Regions from separate parts of the Homo sapiens genome. Here region 2 is linked to region 1. The links are chromatin loops, found by intact Hi-C in ENCODE. Cell type or tissue: heart right ventricle. All regions are shown on one strand. Each heading gives the region's core, and the rest is flanking DNA. Links, peaks and the distances in the headings are about the cores only.

Region 1 (16,318 bases), core at 8,031-10,530:
ACCTTAGACGTAAGTACAAAGGACACCAGATCTGTGAGTCCTTCTGTGAATCACCAAACATGTGGCTGGTCTTTGTGACTTCTGAAGACCACCTGAAATGCTGTTAAAAATGACAGTGGGCTGGGTGCAGTAGCTCATGCCTGTAATCCCAGCACTTTGGGAGGCCCAGGAGGTCACATCACCTGAGATCAGGAGTTTGAGACCAACTTAGCCAACATGGTGAAACCCTGTCTCTACTAAAAATACAAAAATTAGCCAGGCACAGTGGCGGGTGCCTGTAATCCCAGCTACTCAGGAGACTGAGGCAGAAGAACTGCTCGAACCCCCGAGGTGGAGGTTGCAGTGAGCCAAGATTGCGCCATTGCCCTCCAGCCTGGGCAATAGAGTGAGACTCTGTCTCAAAAATAAATAATAATAAAAAAAAGACAGTGAAGGTATAAAATAGGTATAATTTCACAACGACTAAAAAGGGGATTGGAGTGAGCAATAGTGAAAGAGCACATCACAGTTTGGCAGAAGAAAAGTGTGCAAATTTGTCCCTAAGAAAGTGTAGCGCAGAAAACAGAGAGGGGAAAAAAATGAGAGTTCAGGCCGGGTGCGGTGGCTCACGCCTGTAATCCCAGCACTTTGGGAGGCCGAGGCGGGCAGATCACGAGGTCAGGAGATCGAGACCATCCTGGCTAACACAGTGAAACCCTGTCTCTACTAAAAAATACAAAAAAATTAGCCGGGCGTAGTGGCGGGCGCCTGTAGTCCCAGCTACTCGGGAGGCTGAGGCAGGAGAATGGCGTGAACCCAGGAGATGGAGCTTGCAGTGAGCTGAGATGGCGCCACTGCACTCCAGCCTGGGCGGCAGAGACAGACTCCGTCTCAAAAAAAAAAAAAAAAAAATGAGAGTTGATACCAGTGTCAGTCCTTCCGCAACCCCCAAAAAGCTCAGGACTGAAAAGCCACGCACAAGGGAAGGCAGGAATCACACTGGTGCCTAAGGGGGTTATTGGAGTCAAAGAATTGGAGTCAAAATATTGGAGTCAAAGCCCTCTGGTCACCCACACTGGTACTTTTATAAGCTCCAGAGATTAGCTGCTTTCATTTTAGGAAAAAAAACGTCATTTTTAAAAATAAAAAAGAAATGACTCCAGGTTGATCTGCAATTTCTTAACTATCTCCCTACCAGTGTGGCACCTGACAAAGCCTACCCAGGTGCCACGAGTTTTCAAGCAACATCTGACACTTTCATTCTTGTATGTGATTTGACAATCCAGGCTTATCAGACATCTGAGCAGAATTGTACCGCATGTGAGAGCTATATAAAAACATCATTAAACAAAAAACTTGACAGTTTGTTTTGTATTAAATTCTTTACCTCTCCAATATAGCAGAGGCCTCAGGCAGCTGTTTTATGCACTGAACCCAGCCCTGTGTGGAGGTGACTCACCCAAGCTCAGCTGAGCGGAGTATATTCCTCATGCATTTGGTCCGTCTACATTTGTAAGTTTGGCAAGGGAGTGAGCATTTGTTTTTATCTTCCATATGGCAGGAAAAAAAAAAAAAAAGCAGCAGCAGCAAGCCTGATGAAAGAGGGGATTAAATAAAAGGAGCTGAGATGAGCTGAGATGAGAGGTGGAAAATTAGAAAGGATCCCAGTCCATGCTGATCCCTTCCATGGAGCGGCTGTCTGCCTCCTGCTGAGACCTCCGCCTCCCGCTGAGTCCTGGAGACACCTCTGTCTGCTCTCACAGTTTCCCTGTCCTGATTAGACTAGCTCCAGTGGGAGAACAGAGATCTTTATAGACTGCCCTGGTTGGATTTTCAATTGCATCATAATTAAATTCAATCTCAGACATATGCATTAGAAACGTAGGTTTTTGTTTTTTAAATGACCAGAACCTAGCACATTACTATATACAGGGCAGGCTCTCGCTTTCTCTCGAATATGCATAATATATTAAATATTATTATAGATATTATATTATTTTAATATGTTATGTTATGATAATAGATTATTATTATGAATATTGTATTATTTTCATATATTATAATAATGGAATAACATATATTATTATAGTAATATATTTGTATATGTAACTCAGTAAGTTAAGAATGAACATTTTTATTTTCATTGGCTTCTGTTTCTCGGCCTTCTGAGGGTATCATCAATCATTAACTCTATCCCTAAAGCTTGTAGCCAGGGCAACGTAAAGGGTTCTTTTCATCCTTTTACACTTGTGGCAGCCTTTGTCACACATCGCCTCATTACGTTCACTCTGACCTGTTCTACACCTAAAACCCGGAACTGCTGCCAGTCTCCACAATGGCTCTCCCACCCACAGCTCCCTCTTGCTCGTTGGCTTTGACACAGGGCATCTGTCCCTTGGTCCTACACAGGCTGCGCTCTGGTTTCAGCTCCATCGCCTGCTCTGAGCAAAGAACTCGCTCCTTAACGACTGATAACTGGAACTTAACTCTGAAGCTCCCTAAACTCAGCTGCAGCCAGCTAGCTTCATTTCAGCCCCACCACGAGAACCAGGACAACCTTCTCTTTTTCAAATGAAGTTGGCAAAACCAACACTACTCTACCCACAAGCATGTTGTCAAGATCAAACTGAACAAGTAACTCCATGTGAATATATTTGTTTTAGATAGCATAGCATGTGATATTGGCCTGTATTGTGATACAAGTTTTAATAACACATGCTACCCTGCACAAAGTCAATCCTTTGGTGAAATTTAGTAGAGAGTGATGATTAAATGAAAGTAATGGGTCCATTTAGATCAGAAAATATTAAAATTTTGCCAAAGAAAGAAAAATTTTGCCAAAAAATATGACTATTTTCAAAAAGTTAGATCATGTTTGAAAGTGTAAAAGGTGTTCCCACCACAAGATGTTAATTTTGGCTCCATTCACGGTGAGAAAAACAATGAATCTGACATAACTTTTCTTTCTTAGGTAGTGCTGTTTGTTTCACAGTACCCTGATCTCATCCAGGTGTTTTAAAACTGACATTTTATTTCTGATTTTTTTTTTGTGCATAAGTATAGAAATAAGTTGAGCTTCCTAGAGCATACAGTATCATCTGTTATTTCTTTTTCAACTAAAGTTACAGCACTGACTCATTTATAATTTCCCGGCATTTGGCCCATCTTTAAAATTCTTAAAATTATAGCTAAAAGCCTTGCAGAGACTTTTGCCAACACCTTAAGTATCTTATTAATTGGGTTTGAAAATTATGTCTAGACTGGACATTCAATTCATTCAATTAAAATTAATGAGAATGCATAAGGCTGCTGGTTCAGAGTTGAGTTCTTGCCAACCTATCTCTAACCAAAAGTAAAATATGCTAAATTTTGGACAAAGTCCCTGTCACAATCACCGAATGATCACAGAGTGCTTCATCATTGCCAGTGACTACTCAATACCCCTTTCCACTATTTCTAAAGTTCCCATTGTCCCATGGAATTGATGAAAATCAGTAAACAGTTCTTGGCTGTAGCTTTGACACATAGTGTGGTGTATTTCAGGGTACCATGAAGCCTACGGTTGTTTTGCAGGATTAAATAGTCCTGGGCTGGCTGGAAAGACTTATTTGAAGTTGTGGAAAATAAATGTTTGAAAAAATAATTTTTAAAACCAATATTTACAGAGAAGAATTTTGAAATATTTTTATTTGTCTTATTTGATTTTCTTTAGACTCAAGCTCCACCATTTAGAAATTATTCCTCTGGTTCTAGTTGAAGACATGATTGCATTGGAAAGAAACATATTGAAAGGAAATAATTTAATTCAGACCATTAGTAAACATACTTGTAATATTATTTTATTCTTAGCTATCCAAGTAATAATGATTTTCTACTCCTGTTTGTCATAGCAACAATGTCAATGTGGGTTTCAAGAGTGTATTACATGAATTTAAAATAAGGAAAAACTGTATACCACAATATTCTTCCTCACTGGACTATAAGAAGACTTAGACATTAGGATGGTGTCTTTATATATTTTGATTTCCCTCATAGCTCTATTTCCATACTTTGTATCTGGGTTTCGCCATTCAAATATTGCTCAAATAAATAAAATGAATGACTTGGATTTGAATTTACCATTTTACCTATCAATTAAAGCACACGGTGGTAACTGTATTCCCTTCCATGAAATTTTGAATGTCACAAACTTAAAGTGCATGAAGATAGACATTTAAGACTCTATCTAGTCTTGGAGCTGACTGTATAACCAAAATGGAATAGTATGGTTGCAGTTGGGGAAATGCCATTTATCACATTAGTCTAGAATTCCTTCTGTTCTGAAACAAATACCCAGGCATTATTTTTAGCTTATATATAACTTGCAAAGAGCTGTACTTGGATACCTACCAAATAAAAAATGTTAAGTATAACCATAGAGACATTCTTTCTTATTCTGAAGAATAAAGGCATATCATCAAGGTTAAATAGAATTATGTGGTTTTAAGTAATTATGATTTAATTAGTAGAAACCAGATTTTTAGAACTAGAGGATTTTATTTCTTGGTCCTTTAAAAAATGCTGAAAAAAAGGTATTCCAAATGCTAATCAGTCTTTGTAATGGTTGGTGTAAAATCTGGTGACATAAAAGTGACCTTTGTTCCAGTCCCACCCCCATCCTAATGCACCTGGGCACCTGGAACAAAACACTCAGCTTGTGGTTCTGAGTTTCTTATTGTGAGAAGTAGGAGCCAGATTCTCTAACTTTCTATGGATTGCATTCGATGACTTTTTTGTTCTTATCCAGTTATCATGCTTATTAGCATGATATCATTTTCAACCAGTTAAATTCATTAACAAATGAAGTAAGCATGTACACTTAGCTGGATGAGAAAATGCTCATGATCCACAGCAGTGAGGCTCTTCTATGAGCATTGTTTCATCATCCCCCTTTTAGAATCACCCTCTGCTTCCACCTCCTACAGTATGAATGGGTCATTTAATGCTACCAAATTATTTTCCACTCTCCAAGGATCTGCTTTCTAGCTACCTTCTGTTATCTTTTGAAAATTTTCCATGGAAGTTACCTTCTGTTTGCCACATCATTTTTTCTCCCTAAGTCACCATTCTCTTCTAGATTTCCATGGCATTTGACGCTGTTACACATACAATCCACTGTATGCTTTCCAATACTTCATTATGTTGCGGTTTATCTACCTCTTTCTACTGTTTTAGCAATAAAACAGTCCATAATACCTTTCGTTTTTTAAATGAGACACAATAACCTGAAACTCTTACACAAGTGAATATTTTCCATGATGCTTAAAATGTGTACACCTCCCAATTTTATTTACCCGGCAAAATTTACTGAGCACTTATTCTGAGCTTGCCACTGTACAAGAGATTCTAGACAGAATGATGAGAAAATAGGCACCATCCCTGCCTTTTATGTGGCTTCCAGTCTAGTGGGAAAGACAACAACTGATAAAGTAGGCATATGATAGGTGTTTACTGATAGGTCCTTCTAAGGGAAGAGTCTCAGTTCTATGCCAGCCATCTGAAAGAGCCTGACCTAGCTGTGGGGGGGGGTTCCATTTTAGGTTGAGCAGCAGGATGTGAAAAGGAACTGTGGCAGGAAATATTTAATAACATGGTGTGTTTTAAGAATTGAAAAAAATGTATTTATATATAAAAGAAAAAACCAATAAGTTATGTGTGTATTAAAAATATGATGCTCTGAGTAATTTACTATGTAGCTGAGGTTACCGTGGGATCTGACATCCACCCATCTGTCTGTTGAGAAGACACTTTATACAGATCTCTAAAAATACCCTTGTTGAGGCATTTTCTCATCAAAATAGACATTGTCTCTCTCATATCCCATTAGTTGTGTTGGAAAGAAACATATTGAAAGGACATATCCTAATATGGACCATTAGTAAATATATTTGTAATGTTATTTTACTCTTAGCTATCCAAGTTCTTACGAATATAGACCATTAGAGTAATGAGTTACCAATGGTAGAGCCTTTGGCCTTGCAATTCCACAAATTTCAAATATTTTTATCTATCTATCTATCATCTATCTATATCTATCTATCTATCTATCTATCTATCTATCTATCTATCTATCTATCATCTCAATCAATCATCTATTTATCATATATCATATCTATCTATCATCTCAATCAATCACCCATCTATCTATTTATCATATATCATATCTGTCTATCTATCTTCTATCTATCTATCTATCTGGATATAGTTAGTGTGCTCAATGTGTGTGTGTGTTTAGGAGATTGGAAATTCTAGCATAAACAAGTAGATACATGAACTGATGGACATATGAATTAGGTATGGCTAATATCCCTAGAGCTACTAATAATGTTTAAGCATAGAAGTAGTTCTTCCTCATCAGCTGTGGAAGGCCGTTTTGAACGGGCACTCTGAGGACACAGGAGGAGATGTGGTTGTCTGGGGGAAGAGGCAATGAAAAGAACACTTTTCTTCCTAGAAAGGGCTTCTGAGGAGCACTTTCTCTGAGGAGCACTTTTTCTTTTTCTCTTCCTGAGTCAGAGAGGACTTGGCTCTCAATAATACTCATTGTGGGATGACTCTTCAGAGGGATGCAAGATGCATTGCTTCCTTCAGAGACAACAGTTATGCCATCCATGACCTCTGTTCCTTACAGAACTCCCAGGTAGGAGCTACAACATATACTGTGATTCTGAATATAAATCTCTGTCATATTGGCCAGGGTTTCTCATCAGTAAATTGTTAGTAAAATTTTCCTTCTGCATGAAAATTTGAAACTCACCTATTTAGAAATAAAATTTATCTCAAAAAGAAAAATGTATCTTGGGAGTCTTGTACTTTACAAATATAGTCAACATTATTAGTTCTGACCCACTAAATCAATCCATCAGTATTCAGGCAAAACTCTGAAAAATGTAACCATGATTTTCACAAAGTAAATAAAAATTACAATGGTGTTATAAGTAATGATCTGCTCTCTACAACCTACTGTAAACTTTTCTTTCAAAATGATCTTTCTAAACAATGTCCCCAGATGACAAAGTATGCAATAGAGTTTTTCTTACGCCAGTTTTAATTTCTGTGTATATTCCCAATTAATTATATATCCTAATATTTATGCGGCCCTCTGTCACTTGCAAAGTGCTTTCACACTTTTACGTTTATTATTATCTCATCTCAAATTAACATCACTCTTTGGTAAAAACAAGTGGGTATTATAATTCCAATTTGAGTGGTGAAGAAGAGATTCAAAGAAGTTAATTATTTGCCCAACATCAAATAAAAAGTGATTTGCAGAGCTAATAAGAGTCGTAAGTATTTACTAGTCAACAAACACATCCTGGTCCTTATGACAGGTGTGTCATATACATTCCCCTATAATGCTTGCCTCAGCCTTCGAAGGAAGATAATATTACCTCCAATTAACTATGATCACCAAGTTAACCCAGGTGAGTAAGTAGCGGAATCTAAAATTACAGTGGTGTTACAAATTAAACTAGACTAAACTAAGAGCATTTCACTGTGTGTTATAATATAGTTTTCTCTCATTCAGATTAGCTTTGCTTTTTTCATCTAATAATTTATATCGAGACATTTGTTATCATAGAAAAATTTGGGTACATATTTTTCAAGTCAAAGAATGACATATAAAATAATTTATAGTGGAGACAGTATCTTTTTAAAAAGTAATTCTTTTGAATGGTAATTTTCTATCGGATTACCAAGTTCTTCTCCCTGAAGAGAGCTTTAATAGGAGAGTCGGCATATGGCAATGTTGACTTAGGTGTTGCAACATGAAATAACTGGAAATGTTTAACTCATGTTCATACTTATTTAATTCTTTTAGACATTCCTCTTAGTGAATATTTAGATAATGGAGTAGAGAAGAAATCCTATGGAAACTTTATCATCATCATCAAATATTTATTTCTAAGCACCTCACAAAATAAAGAAGATATAACTTCTTCCTAAACCTATAAATCCGAAAAAGGGGATCTAAAGACTACACATCCAGAACGAAGTATTTTTCAAATAATTAATTAAATTTATGCTTACAAATAAAAAATCAAATAGGTTTAAAGGAATAATTAAAATTAAGAAATATTGGGGAAATATTTGAAGGTAAACTTTCTATCTAAGAGGATATGGGTCAAACTGATGTAATTGACAAATTACCATAGTAATTTTTAGGAGCTGGTTTGATAAGTTTATAGAGTAGAAACAAATGAAGCTATCTATGGTAGAAAAGAGTAGATGTTGTCTTCCTCAAAAAATTACATATTACACATATTACAGTGCCTGCTTTTTTAAAGTAAAGTGCTCAGATGTTGGGGAAAAAAAACCCATTTTTGCTATTGTTTCAGTATCTCTGAAAAGAGATTACTTCAATTTTTGGTGCTAGGATATTGATATTATCATAAGATATAGCACAGTGAACTAAAACTGGCTCATGAATTTGGGATTTTTAATTAAAAGAATGAATCAATCACCGTGGAGATTCAACCAGAGTAAAAGCTTCAAGGAATGGAATTTACATCATCTTAAATTAGGTTATTTTTCAGAGCATTACTCTTTAGGGACGTTACCTACCTTAATTCTAGTAAGCAAGAAGACAATTAAAGGTAATTTATATGTTTTTCTAATATTACTTTTGAATATTAATCCTGAAGAATTATCTAGTCTCTGACTCTCATGTACATTGCTATTTGACTCATTACTTGAAAACACTTGTATAACTCATATTAAACAATATTAGTGTTATCAATGCGGCCACAGCTCTGTAGTTATTGCTTGGCTGTGCGGACATTTTACTTCTCCATATTTCTATTGCCACTTAGTTCCGTTGAATTTGATTGTCTATTTTAAGGAACAAAAATCAACTTACATTAGGTACAGGAGTTAATGGGGTCATTCATTCACAAACTCTCAAAGAACCAAGTAATAAGTTGGTTTCCATATGTAGCACTGCCCTCTACTGGGCAAAGAAAAGTCTGATGTTATTAATGGTTTTCTAATTTCAGTACTTAAAGGCAGCTTAGTAGAAAATACTGATAGAGATATTCGAATTGAACTACCCTGATAGTTTTTTAAGGTGAAGAGCCTGATTATTATTATAGAATATGAGAATCTTAACATTTTGTAAAGACATTTTACTTCCTTTTCCTCTTGTTTTGATTAAACATGATCTTTGATTTGACCTTAGATTCTTTCGAAGCTTCAACATATGAAAAATATGGTATATTGTACTATAAACTAGTAATGTAATAATGAAATTAAAGTCAATTTGGCATTAATTCAAGGGTTTTTTATTTGAATTTGCTCTTGGTAGACATAAACAAGTATCTTTATTTTTAAAATTGTTTATAATTTATTTTGTTTATAACTTTATATTGATAATCAGTTTATATTTGGATGATAATATTTGGATGTTTGCTTTAAGGTATACCTTATGTAGGATATCAACAAGAGACTGTGAAGTGTTATCTTTTCTCATTTTCTCCTTACTCTGTTACAACGTAGGGCAGGGGTTTTAGGAAATCACACCATAACCAGACTCTGTTAATTACCGTAAAAGACAAAAGTTCAATACAAGTTTTTAGTGTGCTCATAAACATAAAATCTAAGTAATGTTGAATAACATTGGAAAACATGATTAGTTACATCAGCAAATGTAAACAGTTTGGATCAAACTGGGTAATACAATCAGCATTAGATGTCAGAACTCACGGAGATGGCAAAAACACACACACAATATTTTTCCGCATTGTTTCCATGATTTGAAATCTAATGAAGCTCACATCTTTTAAAATTTTGCATGTCATATTAATATTTGTCTCAGCCAAACTTTTACAAGATACAGAATGACAGAAGACTCGATATTATTCCCTTACAGGTATCTGTAATGATATTACATGTATTTGTCGGGGAAGAAACAAACTTTTAAGAATCAGCTGAATTAAGGTAGAATTTACACCCATCTGTGAAAACAGAGGATACATTGAAGACATTTGCCAGTTAGGCCGGGTGTGGTGGCTCAAGCCTGTAATCCCAGCACTTTGGGAGGCAGAAGGATCACTTGAGGTCAGGAGTTTGAGACCAGCCTGGCCAACATGGTGAAACCTCATCTCATTCTCAAAAATTAGCTGTGTGTGGTGGCGCACACCTGTAATTCCAGCTACTTGGGAGACTGTGGCAGGAAAATCGCTTGAACCCTGGAGGCAGAGGTTGCAGTGAGCCGAGATTGTGCCACTGCACTCCAGCCTGGGCAACAGAACGAGACTCCATCTCAAAAAAATAAATAAATAAAGTAAAGATATTCACCAGGTGGGAGCAAAGGGGATATCAGATGGCAGGGCCAACATTCTTCTCTGAAAATACTTTTTGTTGACTCTTTTTGACTAAAATATTACTCTAACCTGAAAGTGGAAGGTAATAGACACCTTTCAGTGAGGATTTTTTTCAGAAAGATTTACCAACAATTTTTTGCATAATGATGATCCAAAAGCCATATTTTTCAGTAGAACTATATTTATAAGAATTCTAAAGAGAATGAAATATTAATGGTGTCTATTTCTTTTAAAAGTGATATGGCTGGTAGGGATGCAGTAAATGCCTTGAAGTTGTACCGCCCAAAATGCCTTAAATCCTATTACTGAGCATTCTTGGGGCTATTGTGAACACTTACCTGACTTTCAATGCACATTCTAAGAATAAAAGCATCCATCATGACATTACCCCATCCAATATCCTTGATGGTTTTCTGTCATATATTGGTTAAAATCTAAAATCCCCCTTATTGGCATGAGACCCTGCAGATCTTACCTCTCTTTTCTCCTAAGCTTGATATCCACTATGCATGGCAGGTGTACCTACACAGTCACTCACATCCAGTGAACAAACCATATCAAACTCTTCTATTTCTCTAAAACAGAAATTCTTCATAGTACACAGAGAAGACATGAAAAGAATCTCATTGATCTACAATATAATGAATAGAAGATACTTAAAATGTTGTCTTCACAATCACTAACTTAAATTTAGTGGTTCTTTCCTTTATGAATGTAAGCAGACAACCATCATAAGAAGTACTTGATTCGCACAGATCACACAACCAAAAAAAAAGAAGTCCTTGCGACTTTCTCACCAATAGAAATTATCTCTATTTTTATAATATTTTGTACTTGTTGCAGATACTCAAATTGTCATTAACTGATGATTACTTTAAAATTATAGTAGGTATAAGAGCTAACATTAGAGCTATCCTAATAATCAGTAATTAAGCATAAATTTCATTACACATTTTGTAATGATTAGATAATTGTGCTTATAACTTTTTTGTCATCATATTTTTAACGTTATGGCTTATTTAGTCAATTTATAATTAATGTAATTATCAATATATACATTTTATTCTTCTATTTGCTTTCTATTTAATTTTTTAAAAATCATTTTTCTAATTTCTTGCCTTCTTTGTATTAATCAAACATATTTTTGTCATTTTCCCTACAATTATGTCAATTAAACATGATTTTAGTATTCTTTTAATAGTTACCTTGGAGATTACAATTTATGTCATTGACTTACACAGTCTATGACAAATTATTTCTTTACATGTGAAAAAACTCTAAGGAACTAAATATCACATTGATAATAACATCTCAAAAAATAAATACAGAACAAATCCAAGTAAGTTTTGAACGGCCTGTGTCTTCAGTCATATATACCTTCAATGGAATACAAACTAAAGATAAAAAGAAACAAACAGAAAATGTGGACTTTATTTAGGGAATTTTTGTTGTTCGTGTCATGAAAGTTCTAATTCTAAAATGACTTGATGTGTACAGTAGAATTAAGCAAATGAATAACTGTGTAAATATTTGGGAACCAGAGTTTTTTTCTGTGAGAGAAGAGCTTATGTATATGGACTGAGGAAAAGAGAGGGAGATCCTGGTGATGAATTGCACCAAAGTTTTGTTTTTGTTGTTTAACCATAATTTTCTAATTGTTAGGGTGAAGTGACAGTCATCCTAGATTTGTTCATCCTATGTATTAGTTTGTTTTCACACTGCTATGAAGAACTATCTAAGACTGGGTAATTTATAAACTAAAGAGGTTTAATGACTCACAATTCCACATGGCCGGGGAGGCCTCAGGATACTTATAATCATGGCAGAAAGCAAAGGGTAAGCAAGGCATATCTTACATGCTGGTGAGCGGTGGGGGGAAGTGTCACACTTCTAAACCATCAGCTCTACTGAGAACTCACTCACTACATGAGAACAGCATGGGGGAAACTGGCCCCATGATCCAATCACCTCCCACCAGGTCCCTCCCTTGACACATGGAGATTACAATTTGAGATGAGATTTGGGTGGGGACACAGAGCCAAACTCTATAATTCTGTCCCTGGCCCCTCCCAAATCTCATTTTTTTTTCACATTTCAAAACTAATCATGCTTTCCCAGCAGTCTCCCAAAGTCTCAACTCATTCTAGCATTAACTCAAAAGGTCAAGTCCAAAGTCTTATCTGAGACAAGGCAAGTCCCTTCTGCCTATAAACCTGTGAAACAAAAAGCAAATTAGTTACTTCCAAGATTAAATGTGGGTACAGGCGTTAGGTAAATACTTCCATTCCAAATGGGAGAAATTGGCTGAAACAAAGGGGCCACAAGGCTTCATGCAAGCCCCAAACCTGACAGGGTAGTCATTTAATCTTAAAGCTCTAAAGTAACATCTTTTGACTCCATGTTTCACAACCAGGGCAAGAGATGGGTTTGAATGGCCTTAGGCAACATCACTGCTGTGGCTCTGCAGAGTACAGCTCCTGCAACGTCTTTTGGGGGCTGGCATTGAGTGCCTGAGGCTTTTCCAGGCACAAGGTCCAAGGTGTCAGTGGTTTTACCCATTCTGGGGTCTGGAGGATGGTGGCCCTCTTCTCACAGCTCCACTAGGCAGTGCCCCAGTGGAGACTTTTTGTGGGGGCTCCAACCCCACATTCCCCCTTTGCATTAAGGTTCTCCATGAGGGCTCCACTCCTGCAACAGACTTCTGCCTAGACATCCAGGCATTTTCATACATCCTCTGAAATACAGGCTGAGACTTCCAAAGCCCAACTCTTGTGTTCTGTGTACAGGCTCAACATCACATGGAAGCCATGAGTGCTTGGGGCTTGTACCCTCTGAAGCAATGGCCCAAGCTGTACCTTGGCCGCTTTTACCCGTGGCTGGAGCTGGAGCAGCTAGGAAACAGGGCACCATATTCCAAGGCTGCACAGAGCAGCAGGGCCCTGGGCCTAGCTCATGAAACCATTTTTCCCTTCTAGGTCTCTGGGCCTGTGATTGGAGGGGTTGCCATGAAGATGCCAGAAATGCCCTGGAGACATTTTCCCCATTATCTTGGCTATCAACATACATCTCCTCATTACTTATGCAAATTTCTGCAGCTGATAGTTTGAATTTCTCTTCAGAAAATGGGATTTTCTTTACTACTGCATGGTCAGGCTGCAAATTTTCCAAACTTTTTTATTATGCTTCCCTTTTAAACATAAGTTCCAATTTCAGATTATCTCTTTGTGAATGAATATGGCTGTACACTTTTAGAAAGAGCCAGGTCATCTATTGAATGCTTTGCTGCTTAGAAAGCTCTTCTGCCAGATACCCTAAATCATAACTCTCAAGTACAAAGTTCCACAGATCTCTAGGCAGGGGCAAAATGCCTTCAGTTTCTTTGCTAAAGCATGGCAAGAGTGACCTTTGCTCCAGTTCCCAAGAAGTTCCTCATCTCCATCTGATACTATCTCAGCCTGGAGTTCATTGTCCATATCACTATTAGCATTTTGGTCAAAATCATTCAACAAGTCTCTAGGAAGTTCCAAACTTTCCCACATCTTCCTATATTTTTCTGAACCCTGCAAATGATTTCAACCTCTGCCCATTGCCCAGTTCCAAAGTCACTTCCACATTTTTAGGTTATCTTATAGCCGTGGCCTACTCTGCTGGTACCAATTTTCTATATTAGTCCATTTTCACCCTGCTATAAAAAACTACCTGAGACTGAGTAACTGACAAACAAAAGAGGTTTAATTGACTCACAGTTCTTTATGGCTGGGGAGACCCCAGGACACTTATAATCATGGCAGAAGGTGAAGGGGAAGCAAGGTACATCTTACATGTCCATAGGAGAGAGAGAGAGAAAGAGAGAGGGGGAGTACCACACATTTAAACTATCAGATCTCATGAGAACTCACTGACTATCATGAGAACAGCATGGGGGAAACCAACCCCTAAATCCAATCACCTCCCACCAAGTGCCTCCCTTGACATGTGGGATTACAATTTGTGATGATATTTGGGTATGACACAGAGCCAAGCCATATCATTCTAGGCAGAAGAAGTTTCTCAAAAAGATGATGTTGAAAACCTTGTTGTCAACCTTGAATGAAAGAAAGTCCTAATGGGGCAGAAATGAAAAGGGAAGCTGCACACCAAGTGGGAGCTGCACCATGGCCATCATAAGGATTTTGTATCTAGGTAAAGCTCCTAGAGCTGCTGGCTGCGAAGTTATTATTCAAGAAGTACATGACAGAAAATCCTTGGTTGTGCACAAGGGAGGGAGCTTAAAATAAGATCCTTGCCTAATGGTGGGTGCGTCAAAGTGCTGTCCTGCTCCATAGATAAGAAGACAAGAGGAACTACATACTGACACTGGAAAGTGGTTGGGATGGCTGCCACCAAAAAAATTCTTGGATGAATGGATGGAAAAGCCAACTTCCAGAACTACAAAACTCTAGGTGTGAGTTGCTGTGCATAAAATTAACATAAAATAAGTGAAAAGACCAGTGAAACTTCATGGCTCTGAAATGGGGAAAACAGACCCTAGAAGAGACATATTTGCCTCCCCATAAACAAATTAACAAACAAATAAATGTATCTCTTTTTTTTAGATGGAGTCTAGCTCTGTCACCCAGGCTGGAGTGCAGTGGCACGATCTCGGCTCACTGCAACCTCTGCCTCCTGGGTTCAAGCGATTCTCCTGCCTCAGCCTCCCAAGTAGCTGAGATTACAGGTGCCCGCCACCATGCCCAGCTAATTTTTTCTTTTTATTTTTAGTAGAGATGGGGTTTCACTGTGTTGGCCAGGCTGGTCTTGAAATCCTGACCTCGTGATCCACCCACCTCGGCTTCCTAAAGTGCTGGGATTACAAGCGTGAGCCACTGCACATGACCAAATAAACATATCTTATATAGTTTGTATATGTTGGTCAAACCTCATGTTCATATATAATCCCCAATATTGGAAGTGGGGCCCGGAGGGAGGTGATTTGAACATGGTGGTGGATTTCTCATGAATGGTTTAGCACCATCCACCTTGGTTCTCTCCTTACAATAGTGAGTGACTTCTCATGAGATCTGGCTCTTTAAAAGTGTGGCACTCCCACTCTCCTGCTCCTGCTTTCACCATGTGAAATTTCTGCTCCTGTTTCACTTTCCAGCATGAGTGAAAGCTTCCTGAGGCTTTCTCAGAAGCAGATGCTGCTATGCTTCCTGTGCAGCCTGCAGAACCATGAGCCAATTAAACTTCTTTTCATATAAATTACCCAGTTTCAGATATTTCTTTATAGAAATGCAAGAATGGCCTGACACAGAAAATTGGTACTGAGGAGTAAGGCGTTAATATAAAGATACCTGAAAATGTGGAAACAGCTTTGGAACTTGGTAATGGGTAGAAGTTGAAAGAGTTTGGAGGGCTCAGAAGACTAGAAGATGAGGGAAAGTTTGGAACTTCTTAGAGACTGGTTAAATTGTTGTGACTATAATGCTGATAGTGATATAAACAGTGCAGTCCAGGCTGACAAGGTTTCAGATAGAAATGAGGAACTTTTTGGGAACTACAGCAAAGGTCACCCATGTTGTGCCTTAGCAAAGAGGTTGGCTGCATTCTGTTCATGCCCTGGGGCTCTGTGGAAGCTAGAACTAAAGAGTGTTAATTTAGTTCAGAGATGAGAGAAAGAAGGAGATAAGAGGAAATCATGTGGGAGTAAAGAAATGACCTAAGGTTCAAACTTATATTTAAAAGGGAAGTAGAGTGCAAACGTTTAGAGAATTTGCAGCCTTACAATGTGGCAGAGAAAGGAAAAACTTTTATAGGAGAGAAATTCAAGCAGGCTGTGGAGCAACCACTTGCTAGAGAAATTTGCATAACTCAAAGGGAGCCCAATGCTGATAGCCAAGAAAATGGGAGGAAGGCCTCAAAGGCATTTTAGAGACCTTCATGGCAGCCCCTTCCACCATAGGCCCAGAGGCCTAGGAGGAAAGAATGGTTTTATT
Region 2 (16,318 bases), core at 5,640-8,139, 760 kb before region 1:
CAATGAAAAAAAACCAGTAAAATTATCTTTTACAATATCAAAATATTTAAAAATTTCATGTAATATATGTAAAAAGAGGACAATCAATGTCCTAATCTGTTTTATATGGCTATAACAGAAAATTCATCTGTGAGGGCCTTCTTGCTACCTCATCCCACAGTCGAAGGGGAAAAGGCAAGAGAGCACACACAAGTGAGAACCCACTCTCACAATAATATACCTGCTCCTGACATAATGACATTAATCTATAAGCCAGTCACCACTCAAAGGTCCCACCTCTCAACAAGATAGTACTGGGGATTAAGTTTCCAACACAGGAATTTTGAGGGACACATTCAAACCTTAGCAATCAACAATTTGAAAAAAATTCAAGGTGACAAGGACAACCATCTTATTGGCAATCATTAAGGGGGTAACATAAAATTTACTATTATAGGGAAGTATAATAGATGAGTTGGTGAGTAAAGACTGAATCCATACAAAGGTTATTAAATTAATTCTGACATATCCGTAATTATGACGGGCCTGAGAGCAGGACTCTCAAGGTTTTAGCTGTCGAATTGGCTCACACATCTTGGAGGGATGGGTCTGGCTCGGTGCATGCAGGTTGATCCCAGGCAGGGTGCTAACATTTTCAAGATGATACCCAGCCACAGTCACGCGAATGCTTGTGTGAATTTATACTTCACCTTGGCCCAGAAAGGACTTGGTGGGGGTTTCCTCTACTCTAACAAAAACTAAAAAATTAAAATTATGGCTCTTCACACAGAGGCAAATGACACAGGTAGCATTAGTGACAGTGATATTGGGCTGGCCGTTTGTCCCAGCCTCTCATCGGTCTAGGCCAGATCTCTTGGTCTTGCCCCAAGACAAGGGGCATGGGCTTGAGCCTCTTTATATTCTGGGAGTTCCTTCCTCCAGAACTCGCTGAGAGAATACTTTATTTGTTATTTGTTGCACACTGACACTGTGCTTAGGATCTGGCAAGCTACCCAATGTCCTCCCGGGTGCTTTGCAATCGAGACTGACAAATACCCAATTATAAAATCCACCAGCTGAAAAGGCAGTTAACTCTCCAAAGGACAGAGTCACTTAGCATTTTTATTTGGCCTCCATCTCAGACACTAAAGCAGCCTCTCAGTATCCTGCTGAACAAACCAAGGGTCATGTGTTTCTCTAGCTCTGGATGGTGGGATGCCCCGAGGGCAAAACATCCTCGTGTCTCACCCACCCCAAGATGGATATAGGGGATCTTCCACCACTGCAAACCTTGGTCTTTCTAACCTAAGTTAGAATACTATAGTATAACCAACTAGTATTGGTAAATAGGAAAGAAAGGGAGAGCATGAGAAATAATGGATTTTGCAGCTTTTATTTGTGAGTGAATGGGCCCACAATTTTCCCTTCCTGAAAGTCAACTTGAAGTTGAAATAATGGGGTGATACACCGTGAAACAACTCAATGACTACTCAGCCCAGTGGTGTTAGATAAATATTTAAAGTTAAGTATCTCGTGTAGAAAGTCTAAGTTAATCATAAAATCAAGGTGAGTCAAAACATATCTACGCCTTAGTTATTTATTTCATAATTTATCTATTATAGAGATCAAGAGTTTCATAGGCACCTGTTAAAAAAGATAGGAGGCCCCAGGTGGAGTCACTCATGCTAAAGTTCCACGTTACCAATCGAGACGTAAGTTGTTTACGTGTAAGATCTGACCTTCCCAGAAGCCAAGAGAGAAATGATGGCCACATTTCCAAGCAAACCTTTCAAAACAAAACCCAGGAGATTTCACAGTAACTGACCCACCAAAAGGGCCCAGTCAACCTGAGCAACATAATAGGGAAGTCCCCTCTGCTTAAACCCACACCATACTGAAGGTAACCAATGTGCTTTTTGCACTCTGCTGTCTCCTTGTTCCTACTAAAGCTGCCTTACTGAAGACAATTGTTCTGAGATACCTGGTGGAGCTCCATACTATTTTCTAGACTGGATGTTGCCCAGTTCATGAATCATTAATAAAAGCCAATTTGATCTTTGAAACTAAATGTGTTGGCCGGGCGCAGTGGCTCACGCCTGTAATTCCAGCACTTTGGGAGGCCGAGGCGGGTGGATCACGAGGTCAGGAGATCAAGACCATCCTGGCTAACATGGTGAAACCCCGTCTCTACTAAAAATACAAAAAATTAGCTGGGCGTGGTGGCGGGCACCTGTAGTCCCAGCTACTCGGGAGGCTGAAGCAGGAGAATGGCGTGAACCCAGGAGGCAGAGGTTGCAGTGAGTCGAGACCGCACCACTGCACTCCAGCCTGGGTGACAGAGTAAGACTCTGTCTCAAAAAAAAAAAAAAAAAAAAAAAAAAAGAAAGAAAGAAAGAAACGAAATTTGTTGAAATTGTGTTCTTTGCCACACATTTTCCATTCACAGGCTGAACTTCTGATTTCCCTGATCCCCCTAACTCCTTTCAACAACATAGGCTTTTAGAAACTTCAAAAAAGACTTTTCCTGCCGAGAATCGTTTAATTTATTTACATACAGCCTGACATGCTCTAGAACGAATTTCCGATGGCTCTCACAAAAGCATAACATTTCAGAGGTGAAAGAAAACTTGATGCCCACATAAGTGCAACTTTCACCTGAAATGTGACCTTGGATTGCAGAGCCATCATCTGTGTGTATGACAAGAGAACACCTCTTCTAGCTGGCCCACCTCCATTCAAAGATGACTTGATTCTAAATTTTCTTTTTCCATTGACCCAGCATCGATATCTCAACCTGCTTGACTTTATTGCTGACTTCTGAAACCTTTCAAGATAACTAAAAATCTCTTTTGTATAATGGCCCATTTCGTATTTCAAATATGAAATGCATCTCAGTATTTAATTTAAGTGTATTTTAAATAGAGCAACCAAGGAAATGATTAAAGAATACCATAACTCTAGAGTAGAATATTTAAAGCCAGTAAAAATGATGTGTTGAAAGTATACTTAATAACATGCAAAAATGCTCATGAAATGATAGTCAATAAAAAAAGATATAAATCCATATTGGAACTATGATTACAAATGTGTGTGTGCATGTATGTGTGTGTGTGAGTGTGTGTGTGTGAGGTGGAGAAAGAGTGAAGACAGAGGAAAAGAATGAATAAGAAAATTAAGAGAATTTAAAAAGCCTGGGAGAGAATAAACGTGAATAATGTTATCAGTGGTGGCACCATGAACCACTTGTAAAATATATCTTTGTATTTTCCAGTATGAGCCTTGAATTCATGCCTTTACAGTTACTGTGTGTATCTCTGCACTTACACCCACCCTAAACTCTTTACAGTTAATTTCATCAAATACCCAGTATTCCTCAGCTGATGATTTTGAGTCTTTTGTCCTCTACTCTAAACACACTCCAGTTTGTGCATGTGTCTGTTTCTGGAACTGCCAATAACTAGACACAGCGTCCCAGGTGTGGTGTGAATAGCTCAGATGCAGTGGATTAGGGTCTCCTTTGCCCTGGACAAGGTCTTTCTTTCCATGCATTTGAAATCGTCTTCCCTCTGGTGGCACGTCATCTGTAATCTCACGTTCACCTTCGAATCAACTAACATAGATGTTCTTTTAAAACATGTTTTGCTAAGAGCATTCTGATAAGTCTTTATTCTTAGTTCTGGCCATCAGAATGACCAATTAACTGAAATACTTATTTCAATTATTTGGTCTATCTAATATATAGTTTAAAATACAAGGAGAATTGTCAATTTTCCAAAGGATAGTCATTTGATATTATGGGTTGAATTGTGTCCTTCAAAAAGCTATACTGAACTGGCGAATCCAGAACCTGTGAATGTGACTTTATTTGGAAACAGGGTCTTTGCAGATGTAAGTAAGTTATGAGGTCATATTGGATTAGGGTAGGCTGTGGCAGTGGGCATGGCTATGTTCCAATAAAACTTTATTTTCAGAAACAAACAGTGGGCCAAATTTGGCCCATGGGATACAGTTTGCTGATGACTGCTGAAACTGTTTGAGGAAGATAATGGTTTTACTGGGTTCACAGGTGAGGGAAGTGAGGTTGAAAGTTTACAATCTTGTAGAAAAATCACACAGTGAATACAGGGTAGCCCTGGAGTTTCAACTGACACCACATCTCCAGAAGCCGCCGTTGTAATCACTCGGCTACACTATCTTAGAGGCAAGAACAATTCTGCACTTTTGTTAAAAGTGTATTCATTGGCTGGGTGTGGTGGCTCATGCCTATAATACCAGCACTTTGGGAGGGCGAGGCAGGCGGTTGGCCTGAGCTCAGGAGTTCAAGACCAGCCTAGGCAACATGGGGAAACCCTGTCTGTACTAAAAATACAAAAAATTAGCCAGGCATGATGGAGTGTGCCTGTGGTCCCAATTACACAGGAGGCTGAAATGGGAGGATCACTTGAGCCTGGGAGGCGGAGGTTGCAGTGAGCCAAGATTGTGCCACTGCACTCCAGCCTGGGTGACAGAGTAAGACCCCGTCTCATTAAAAAATAAATAAATAAATAGCAAGCTTTTCCAATACCTATATTATCTTGGCAAAAGAACTAGATCAACAAGTTCAAAGCAAAACAAAGACAGGCTAAATTTTATTAAATCAAAAAAACTGCCATAAATTATATATTTTAGAACTATATTATCTTGGCAAAAGAAAGATATCAACAAGTTCGAAGCAAAACAAACACAGGCTAAATTGTATTAAATCAAAAAAACTGCCATAAATGTTCTAAAGAAGTTACATATGTTAGAAGATTCAGGAAATTAAAATTCAGAGTTATTGAACATTAGTGTCTCAAACAATCTGTGTATAGGACTGGAAAAAATAATGTACATGAGAGAACAGAGGAAACAAAAATCTTAGGGAATCAGTGAAAGCTTGATGTACATCTCAAAGTTTCTGGTGGTTTTCCTAGCTGAAAAAACAATTAAAGGGATTTCTTTCAAGTTTCTGGGGCACACAGGAGAAACCATGAGGGTGATGTCCCACAACACAAGCCCTTCTTTTGCAGGATGGTCCCACCCTCTGCAAAGCTCCTCTCCACACTGCAGACGGGCCTTTTACTTGCCCCCAAACCATACTCCTGTATTACTCAGTAGCGTTTTGCTGAATCTTTTATTCCCTTAATACAAAAGTACTCCAAACACTCTAGGAGCGTTTGACTGAGTGTTAAACTGTTCTGCTCAGAAGACATATAGCATTAAGTTGTCCAAAATCAGTTGCAAATCACTCAGCATCACTGTATGTATTCTCTATTTTTTTTTTTTTTTTTTTTTTTTTGAGATGGAGTCTCGCTCTGTAGCCCAGGCTGGAATGCAGTGGTGCAATCTTGGCTCACTGCAACCTCCGCCTCCCAGGTCCCAGTTCAAGCAATACTCCTGCCTCAGCCTCCCGAGTAGATGGGATTACAGGATCGCACCACCATGCTCAGGTAATTTTTTTATTTTTAGTAGAGACTGGGTTTCACCATGTTAGCCAGGCTGGTCTGGAACTCCTGACCTTGTGATCTGCCCACCTCAGCCTCCCAAAGTGCTGGGATTAGAGGTGTGAGCCACCAGGCCTGGTCATCTCTTTCTATTTTTTAAAGTACCTTTCATTTACTGGTTCAGGTAGTTTTGATCCATAAAGACAAAAATCCACATTACTAACAGAATTTAGAGATCTTTAGTTGACAAAATAAAATAACTTTTTCGTCACCTAACTACAGCATGATGTTGATGCCTCTCAGATCCTTCAAATTAATAACTCAGACTCAAAAGGTATTGCTACCACTTGGGCTTTGTTTGAATTCTAAGTAAAAATAATTTATTTCCCAGAATACAGCTTTAGTTGAGCATGGCAAAATCACACTGGGCCAATGGATTCTCGCCTCATTTCCATAATTATCATAAATACACACAAAAGCATAAATAAAGAATAAGGAATTAACTTCACAAATATACTTGGAACAAGACATAAAGCTGCAGAGTGTCACCACATTTAACTCTCTGCTGTAATAAGTGCCACAGACAAATAGAGTTAAATGGGTTAATTAGTCACCAGTGGCCATTTTAATTGCAGTATTGAAAATCAGGCACAAATGCTAGAAGAATTCTCATTACAGGGTTACCTGGGCTTTCATGGGAGGGTTCGCTTGGGAGAGCGGCATCTCTAAAACATTGTGGAACTGATTACATCTCTTCCTCCCCTTTACCTTTCATAATTAGCTGTACACTATTAAGTTAATGCACATTTATCTACAACAATTCAATTCAGACTGCAAGAGAGAATCTTTCTAGTCTATAATTACACTCCAGCTTAATTAGCATAATTTCCACTGCACATATTTTAATAAAGAAGCTGCCATTATGGGTTGGCTTCAGAAGTGGAAACTCTTCCAGGGAGATACAAATGCTTCCTACTCTCGAACTGCCACAAATGCAAAGAGACGACCTAAAGCTGACTTTCTTTTTTGAGACGGAGTCCAACTCTGTTGCCCAGGCTGGAGTGCAATGGCGCGATCTCAGCTCACTGCAACCTCCATCTCCAGGGTTCAAGCAATTCTCCTGCCTCAGCCTCCCGAGTAGCTGGGACTACAGGCGCCCGCCACCACGCCCGGCTAATTTTTGTATTTTTAGTAGAGATGGGTTTTCGCCATGTTGGCCAGTCTGGCCTCGAACTTCTGACCTCAGGTAATCCACCCACCTCGGCCTCCCAAAGTGCTGGAATTACAGGCGTGAGCCACCGTGCCCGACCTGAAGCTGACTTTCCATGAGACAGTACTGTTGGGAAGGGCATGCTTCTGCAGGAGGGGACCTGATGGATTCTCCCCACGTGGAGCTAACGGCTAATCCTCAGTGATGGCTGATGGCTGGTGATGGGTGATTTGGCAATTGGGCTACGTGGTGATGGGGTTTGACCTCATCAGTCTGTAAATGTCTCATCTGAGAGGCTTGAAAAACATTTCTACAGTTTATTTTGGATCTGCCTCTCCAGGGGAAAGCCATTTGAGTGCCTGCAATCCAGCCACCACTAGATGTCACCAGTCATTAACTGGGACACAGATAAATGAGCCCTTTAAGATATTTTTATTAACTTGAAAGACCTAAGCAACTGGTTGTCTTTTCTGCAACTCCCTTGTGTGGGGGCCTGTTAACAACGAGGGAACCAATCTATTTGCCCAGCCCTGAAATGGCAAATGCCCACCGTGTGATTTAAAAGGACTGCACACACTTTGCAAATGTTAGAAACCTGTCCTGATAATAACCAGAATTGTCTGATATAAAGGAAAATCTTCAGTTCTAGTAGCTCATTATATTTTGCACAAACATCTGGCTATTCAAATAAAGTTCGCAAAAAAGATTTTGCCAGTGGCATTAATGTTCTTACTAGATCCCTTAGAGAGAAGAATGAGAGGCATTTTGCCTCCTCTGAATTTCCTGATGTTGAACGTGAAGTCATAGTATGATGCACAAGAAGATGGGCTTTGAAAAAGAGTAGGAAATCATCGCTGTCATCCAGAAAAACTTTAATGAGAAAACTAGAAAGGAGGCAGATGGAACAAACCAATGATTGTTGCGAAGTCCCAAAAAACTGTTTCAAATCCAAAAGTGGCAATGGTAGAAGGTGTGATTCTACCAATGGTTGAAGAGACCTTGAAAGAAGTAGGGGTTTTTAGAGATGCTAGACACCAGCATCATTTCTGGAAAATCCAGGTAGGTGCCATGAGGCACGGAACATGTGTCAAACATTTCCTTTTCCACATGGATATTTAAAAATGTAAACATTTTTAAAAACCTATTTTGAGTGAGTTTAAATAGTAATTTCAGTAAGGTATCTTCTCAGTCACCAAAGATTCGATTTAAAAATAATGCAACAGCCCAGGCACGGTAGCTCATGCCTGCAATCCCAGCACTTTGGGAGGCTGAGGTGGGCAGATCACTTGAGGCCAAGAGTTCAAGATCAGCCTAGACAACATGGTGAAACCTCATCTCTACTAAAAAGTACAAAAAATTAGCTGGGCGTGGTGGCATGCACCTGCAGTCTCAGCTACTCAGTGTTGGGGGCTGAGGCACGAGAATTGCTTGAACTTGACCTGAGAGGTGGAGGTTGCAGTGAGCCAAGATCATGCCACTGCACTCCAGCCTGGGTAGCCTGGGTGATGGAGTAAGACTCTGATACACACAAAAGAAAAAATAACATAAAAATAACATAGCAAATATATATATAAAGTACTATCACACTATAATGGTGTAATGGATTAAAAAATGATGTAATGAAGACTCATTTATGCCATCACAATCTGCATTTTTTTACCACAACACTAACCATTTAGAGCTCATGTGCCTGCAGACAGTTACTTAAATTTGTACTTATGTCTTCAAAATTACGGGTAATTTTTTTTCTTTTAAAACAAGATGTTCATTGCAGGGAGCAATGTGCACACTGACCCTTTTAAACTCTGCCACTGTTGCAAAGGTTTTCAGTAGGATTCTCATAGCGGTCTGAAGAGATAGGGAATGTTAGTTAACAAAACTGAACTGTCCTCATTTCAACCATGCATAAATGCTCACTCTGTTCCTTTTACCGAAACTTTTCCTTTAGAAATACAACAACACAGCTAAGAGCATGGCCTCTGGAGGCTACCTGCCTTGGCTTGAGTCCAGCTTCTCTGCTTACTGACTGTGAGACTGTGGGCAAGCTACATTAGCTCCCCGGGATTTAGTTTGCTCAGCTGTAAAATGGAAAAATAACAGCAGCCAGCTTATAGAAGTGAAGAGGAATGAATGGGGGAAAGCGAGGCAGTGCGCTTTGAACAGCGCTTACCCCAAGCTAGTGATACTGAATCACTCATCTTTATTTGCTCCTTAGCCTTCAAAAATGTAAGAAAACAGCTTTATAACACTTTGGGGCCCTTGATCTGCAAAACTTCTCTTTGAAATCTATTCTCGTTTATTATAATAGAAATGCTAGAAAATAGTTTCCTCTGATTTATTGATCTTACCAAAATAGATACAGTCTTTAAAAACAGCACACTGTCTCTTCACTTCAGAAGGATCTAGATTTCAGGCTACATTTGCATTGTATTCATACCTAATATTCAACTGGACCACAGCACGTATTTAACTCATTGTACTGTAATGGGGTTGAATGAACTGACATAGATTGCTATGTTTAATATAAAGAAATCAGTGCTTCTGGCTCCACAAAGACCACATGAATAGGAAGTTCACAATAGATGGTTGGCATAAATGTCAATATTCACAAAAAAGGTGCCTCTCTTTGAAACTGCTGCCAGAGTTCCTCTCCAGACTTGTACTTTGGACCCCTGCAGAATGATTTTTACAGGAGTAAAATCCCTCCCCCCTCAGAATATGCAGGACATCATCTGTATTTACTTCAATATAACATAAACCAAAAGGCAGACCTGGTCAGAAAGTTAGATGCTTCTCTAGAAAAATTATGCTAGTGATTGAAAACGAAAAAAACACGGAGCCTTGAATTGCAGGATTATGTCAACCCTGGAAATATTAATCACATGACAATTATTTTTCAAAAATTTACACATGTATAAAACAACATTCACAAACATTGTATTTCACCAATTCTTAACTTCAAATGGGAAACAAAACTTTGTGGCAAACTTCAGTTAAATTTGTGTCTAAATCCTCAATGTTGAGTCCACTTCCCATGAATACTGAAATTTACTAGAATTAGTTCCTTGTAGAAGAACTTCCCCAAAGTGGGGCTGTTTTTATTTTTATTTCACTCACAAAATGTGTGAGCATGTTAGGATTTTTCCCTTTACATTATTTCTTAAGTTCTAACACGTAACACACACACACATATATAATATATGTATAGTTATATAGTTATATAGTTTATATAACCAGAGACAGACACATTAAGCAATGCATTTATATGTAATTAATATACATTGGCTAATAAGTATTGGTGAAATACCACACATAACAACTATGTAACTTGTCAGGAACATGATTGTGTTTCTATAAGCCTATTAGGATACATTCAAAGGAAAACAATGTGGTAAAAAAAAAAAAAAAATCCATTCACTGTAATATTTAGCCTGTGGGAATTTTCATGCTTTTGCAGTGTCAGATTTCTGTCTGAATTAATTTTTATTCAACAGGGAGACAATAGATTATGAAATGCTCATAAAAAATACAGGATCCCTGCTTCAACACATGGTACCATGAGAAGCAGCATTAGAAAGGATCAAGCTCTTTTCTCCCTAAATCAGTGTTCAGCATTATACTTCTAGGCTATGTCTCTTAATACTTCCTTTGGTTGGCATTATTGGATTACTGCAACCCAATCTTTAGCCTTATTATTGCAAGAAAGCTTAAAATAGCAGATAAAAAACCTTCAATAACCAGCAGATAGAAAAAGCTAACCAAATAATAGTTAGTTCATGTGAATGCCACGTGGAACCAAACATGAAAGTATTTATTGAAATTAGATTGTATGAAGAAACATACTAATTAGCATCCTTTAGCATTTGGCAATAAAATACAAACTAGGAAAATAAAAGGAACATGTTAATCATTAATGTCACTATGACTTTAGTTCTATTTTAAAAAATGTTTAAATAATGAGCCACAATATAAAATAATTACATGTCAAGTCAATTCACATACACCCAACACACACCTATGTATATGCATAATTAAGTGAAGAACAAGTTATCCTCGCAAAGGTAGATGCATTTGAATAGGTCCTATTCTTTTCTAGTCTGTTCTGTTCTATTCCATTACATTATTATTCTACAAACACTGTTCATGACCAATAAACGTATTTTACCACCCACTAATGGATCACAACCTGTAGTTAAAAAATGACTATCAAACATATGTGCATTTATAAATTAATGTATGAGAACTAGATAATCATGCATACTCATATCACATAAAGTATTGCATATACAATATTAACAGTTTGGCAATTTGGGTAACACTTAGCTTTAAAAGCTAAAACTAAACCAAGGGAAAAAAGAGCTTTCTTTCATGATTTTAATTTTATTTAAATTCCTGGTTTATTGGGTATTTCCTTTCTTCCCTTCCTCCAAATATATGGTCCGCTTTTCAAAGATGTGTGCATGTGATGAGGATGATAGCAATGTTGAGAATATCGCCCCCTGCCACCTGGACAGTAATCTCAATTGTCAGAATGGGTCCCACTGCCATTATGACATACTTCATATTCAGATAAAGAGGGAATGATGGGCTTAGATGATACGCTGCAAAGGATTATGTTGTACCTTTAAATATCTCATATCATCTGCAAATTTGGCTCCAATTACCAAGTGGGTCCTCACCAAGGACTGGCTGAATGAGAAATGAGTGGGAGGTTGAAATGGGGATGTCTGGGAGCGGGTGTGGGGGAAGGTTTCATTCTAAGATATGCTTCATCTCACTTAACATAAGGAGAAAACAACTTTTACTGGGTAGGATACAAATTGTGCATCTTAAGCTACAATTCCCAAACTGTTTTGGGAATTGTACAAATGAAAATATAAATGAAGTATAATATAAATATAGATAAGCTGTTTTGGGAATAATACAAATAAAAATATAAAAATGTTTTATAAAATGTTATAAAAATATTTCCTTTTACAAGTATAATTTCCATGTTTCTAAAAAAATACAGTCCATTATTTCTTAAAATACCAATTCCTGACAAATAAACAGAGAGTTTAGATAATTTTTACACCAAAATTTGTGGATTAATTCAGAAAACAATTATAGCAACGTGAGATTATTTTTGTGATAGAATTCTGTCCTTTCTTCATCTGATCGCTCACCATCTACTGTGAAACACACCACTCTATAGCCACTCAGATTATTTTATATCCATCAATTATGATATATTCATTAGTCTTAAACAGCTAGAGGCATTTGACAACATTCTTCCTGTGTCAGAGTCTAGGAAATTTTTTTTGAATATATTATTTTAGGAAAGATAAATGTTTCTAAATCAGTGTTTGACATGTATTTTGAATCAAGACCCACAATAAAAACCTTAGATCCACCCATGCCACACTCACAAGTCTGACTCTTTCCTAAAATGCCAAACAAAACCCAATTTTTCCTTACTATGGTTATTATAATTTATTCCATCCTATTCAATCCCCTAAATACTGGTGAAAACGCTCTGAACTGATTTTACAACTCCATCGTAGGTGGTCCCCAGGTGGAAAACAAAATTGTGCTAATCCAATCAGGTCATGGACTCCTGAACTGCAGTACAACTATGCCATAAAAATATCATCATCAAATTCTCATTTGCACTACTTAGACTCAAGGGGCAAAGGGCGACTTTACTAAAATATATTAGGGCAAAGTATCTACTTTTATAATTCAGAGAAAGACATTAGAATTTTATCCACGAGTATATAAAATTAATGATATATTAGAGTAGGGGTCAAAATCTGGCCCATGGGACAAATCTGGACCACCTCCTTTTATTGTACAACCTGTAAGCTAAAAGGTTTCTACAGTTGCACATTTATAATCTGTCTGATGACAGGGAACACTAACTTTGAAGACCAGCTAGGCATTCTCACAAAAAATAATCCCATTCTTACTGGCAGACCTGTATTACAAAACATTATTAATATTGATATTATGAATTGTTTTTGAATTTCATTAATAATAGTTTTGTGAAAATGTGTTTTCTCTCCTGTTATATAATTATCTACATATAATATTTTCAATTTTGCCTCTTGGCCCACGAAGCCTAGAATATTTGCCATCTGGCCCTTCACAGAACATTTGCTGACCCAAGTATTTGAGCTGCATGAAAAATAATTGTTATAATTATTATTATATGTACCTGTCAAATCAGAGAGTGATCTGGTTCTCAACCTCAACACACCCTGAGTCTCAAGTGGACACATGGGGAATACGCACATCAGGTGTGTAACTGGCTAAGTGTATGAGTCACGCTGCCTTCAGTGAGCCAGATGCAAAACCGTCCCCTTGGTTATAGGGAGAAGTGTCTCGCTGAAGAGCAGTCCCTCTCTTCAGTCAAGGAAACTCAGATGCCTTCATTAAAAATAACTTTGCATTTATTTTATTAAGTGCCATAAGCTTGAAGGAAAATTGGGCTTTTCGGTCACTGAAATTTCTTTTCACTTAATTCCTTCCATATCATGGGACCGTGTGCAGCTCTGCAGCGGGAGACATTGTACTTAATAAGCATTGCAGGGAGATGAGCTGTTCCCGTCTCCTTGCAACAGCAACTGCATTTTGCATAACTGACACTTATCGCCCAGATAAATGGTATTATTGGGCAACCTCATGTTTATTGCACTTGGGAAATTCACATTTGTTTCTAGGTTGACATGAAGCAGCGTAGGTTAGCTCCCTCTGTGTATATTTTCCACTAGAAGAAAAAAGTTGTGCGCCATCCTGATACACAGTAAGTTTTCCTAAAAAGATGTTTTGCTCTTTGAGATATTAAGATTTTAAAGTTTAGCACTGGAAAAACACAATTTGAATGAATATATAGATTTCCTGGGGCGGCCAGGGAGGGGACGGGTATTTATGCCTTCGCTTTTCATTTTTCCCATGTTTTATTTCGACTGCTCCTGCTTCATGCTCTCCTTGTCTCCTGCTCTCATAAAGACTTCTCTTCAGAACACGCTGAACTGAAAACCTTAAACAACAGTCCACGCCGCCAACATTCATCACTTGTTCTCATTCTAACTAGGGGCTGAGCCAAGGTACTTTCTATTGGCGTAATCCCTGACAGTTGTACTCATCCTAGAAGTAATATTTTACAACTTTATGAAAATCTTACTTTTCATGACATGTGTTCATCAAAGCCTCATTTCTTAAAGACTTTGGGCTTAAGAATGCATAGAGGTTTCTATGACTGCTTTGGGTGCTGATGAAATATCTTTGGCCATATGCCTATTTCAGCAATAACTAATAACTTTTTCATATGAAAGGACCATCTTATTAAATCCTCATTTCACATGAACACAGAATGGTAAACAACCTGTCTCAGCAAAAATGTGAGACAAGCCCAAGATAGAAAAAAAATGTTCAATATCACATTGAAAACACATTTGGGAGAGTAATTAGAAAATAAAACAAATAAAACAATTTTCACAGAAAGTTGATTTTGCTTTCGTTTTTTTTTTTTTTAAAAAGGCAACACCAAAACACAAAACACTTAAAAATTTTCCTGGAGCAAGATTTAATCTATTGGAAATAGATTATAAAACAATCAAGTCTAACAATTAATTATCTTCTCCGTGCATAAGATATTATAGTTTATTTTTGCTTGCTAACCGCTAATGAAAACAATGTTTTTAATCTAAGCAAAGGTTTATTGTTGTTATTGTTGTTGTTGGAACAAAGAACTGTTTTCCAAGGAAAAAGAGTGAGGCAGGTCTAGAACTACCGATCTACAAGAAAGTTCTAAAAATATATTAAATATTTCTTTGTCATTAATGAACATTCTAAAAATCTTTCTGTTGCAAGAAAAACAGTAAATCTGGGACTTAACTGGTACTTGGTCTTCCTAGGGTGTTTCACCAATGTTACTAACATAATTACGGGTATAGAGTTGGTAGGAAGCTGGAGGAGATGATTCAAATTCTCTCCATAGATAAACTTATGCAGGTTAATGCGTGGGTGGGAACAAGTGTCCTCAATAGGCCTTGCAAAGTGCCAGGCACCATTACAAGCGATTTATGTATAAATCACTTTATTTAATTCTCACACAATGCTATGGGGTAGCGGCTACTAATGCCAGCACTTTACAGATGGGGAAACTGAGTCACAAAGACACAAGTAAGTGGTCCAAGGTCACATAGCTAACAAGCAGCAGAGGCAGGATTCAAACCCAGAGCATCTGGTGCCTCCTAATCCCTGCTCAGAATCAACAACTGGTAAGCAGTGATGTCATGACTGGAAGCCAGCTCTCCCAGCTTTTGCTCCAACTGTCCTGATAGCAGCCAGTGAGGTGAGCACTGAGAGAGAAGGATGGAACAGAAGACATCTGGGTTCAAATTCTGCCCCGTGGATTCCCAGCTGGCCCACTGATGTACACATCTGCTTCTTAGTCTCTTCCACAATAAGAGGGGTAAGATCCTATCCACCACTCTGAGTTGCTCTGTTAATGAATGAGGTCCCCATTGCAAGAGCAATTTTAATTAAGGAGATGCTTAGTAAACATCACTTCTCTCTCTTACACTACACATATTCTCTCCCTTAAACCTTTCTCAGTTCCCTGCTTATTTATAAACTCCTACAGCCTTATATTCAAGGGAAGCAAGACTTTGAAACAGCTAGAATTAAAGTTTGACATGACTTCAAATTAATCAGGATTCTATTTTGTGCCAATCCATGGGGGAAGGTACTGAGTAGAATGTGTTTCTTCAAAAGACATTTTACTAATTGTGTTTTCTAGATGATTTAATGCCAGCCAGAGAAACATACAATTTGTAGATTGCTGAATACCTGATTTTAATTCCCAAGTCATTCAATACTTGCACATGATCTAAAAAATACAATTAAAACATGGTCTTAGTTGTTTCTTAGAAATTCAAAACAACCTTATTTCTTTATATAATTAAGTGATGTGACTTTTCCAGAACACAAATAATGATGTATTGATTTAAAACAAATAAATCATACATCTCAAATTACAAAACTATAGTTTTTGTAGACCTCAGTGAGGACGTGACATTCGAGAAAATGTCTCCCTGGCTTCTGACATGAGAGGAGACAGGAGCAGGGGATGTGGCTTGAAGATGGTGGCCACTTAGTAAGCTCAGGATATACATATGTGTGCATCATTGCAATACAGATGATAATCAAAGCCTTGAGTCTGGATGAAGGAGGGAAATAGATGAAGATGGGCAGAGAACAGATGTGAGCACTGTGTCTGGGGCATCCCCAAATCAGCCACTCCTCCTTGAAGCACTCTCTTCTGAAAACCCAACTCTCCTGGTTTCCTCCTACTTCCCAGGCCCCTTCTTGATCTCTTTCCACAATTCTCCCTCATTGCTTGATTTCTAAGTGATGGCAGCCCTGGGGCTCATCCTGGTCCTCTTCTCTTCTTTACCTTCACTCACTCCCATGGTATTCCCATCCAGTCTCACGACTTTAACTAGACTAGGGTATAGTGCATAGTGGGTTGCAAAGTGGCCCCCAAAAAGATACATCCAAGTGCTAATACCCAGTATCTGTTAATGTGACCTTATTTGAAAGCAGTGCGTTTGCAAATGTAATTGAGTTTAAGGATCTCAAGAGGAAATCATCCTGGATTCAGGGTGGGCACAAAATCCAA

Evidence for each region. Hi-C counts contacts between places; a loop is a spot of excess contacts. Peaks named below come from ENCODE experiments on the same cell type or tissue, not always from the same donor. Only the 100,000 strongest peaks of a DNase experiment are listed, where the experiment ranks them.
Region 2: a loop joins it to region 1, with 6 times the contacts of the local background. A loop is called at or near these places in 26 of 110 quality-filtered maps.

Annotation. Positions count from the first base shown.
Region 1 is chr5:12,014,868-12,031,185 of GRCh38, forward strand. No RefSeq gene overlaps it. Among named protein-coding and RNA genes, the nearest start is that of CTNND2, 120 kb to the left of the region's middle. In heart right ventricle, for the core only: a CTCF peak has its summit at 8,973 (motif pointing left); no DNase peak of the experiment used is centred there.
Region 2 is chr5:11,260,428-11,276,745 of GRCh38, forward strand. The region is part of intron 9 of CTNND2 (catenin delta 2); the gene reads right to left. Among named protein-coding and RNA genes, the nearest start is that of CTD-2154B17.1, 480 kb to the left of the region's middle. In heart right ventricle, for the core only: a CTCF peak has its summit at 7,029 (motif pointing right); a DNase peak (open chromatin) is centred at 7,022.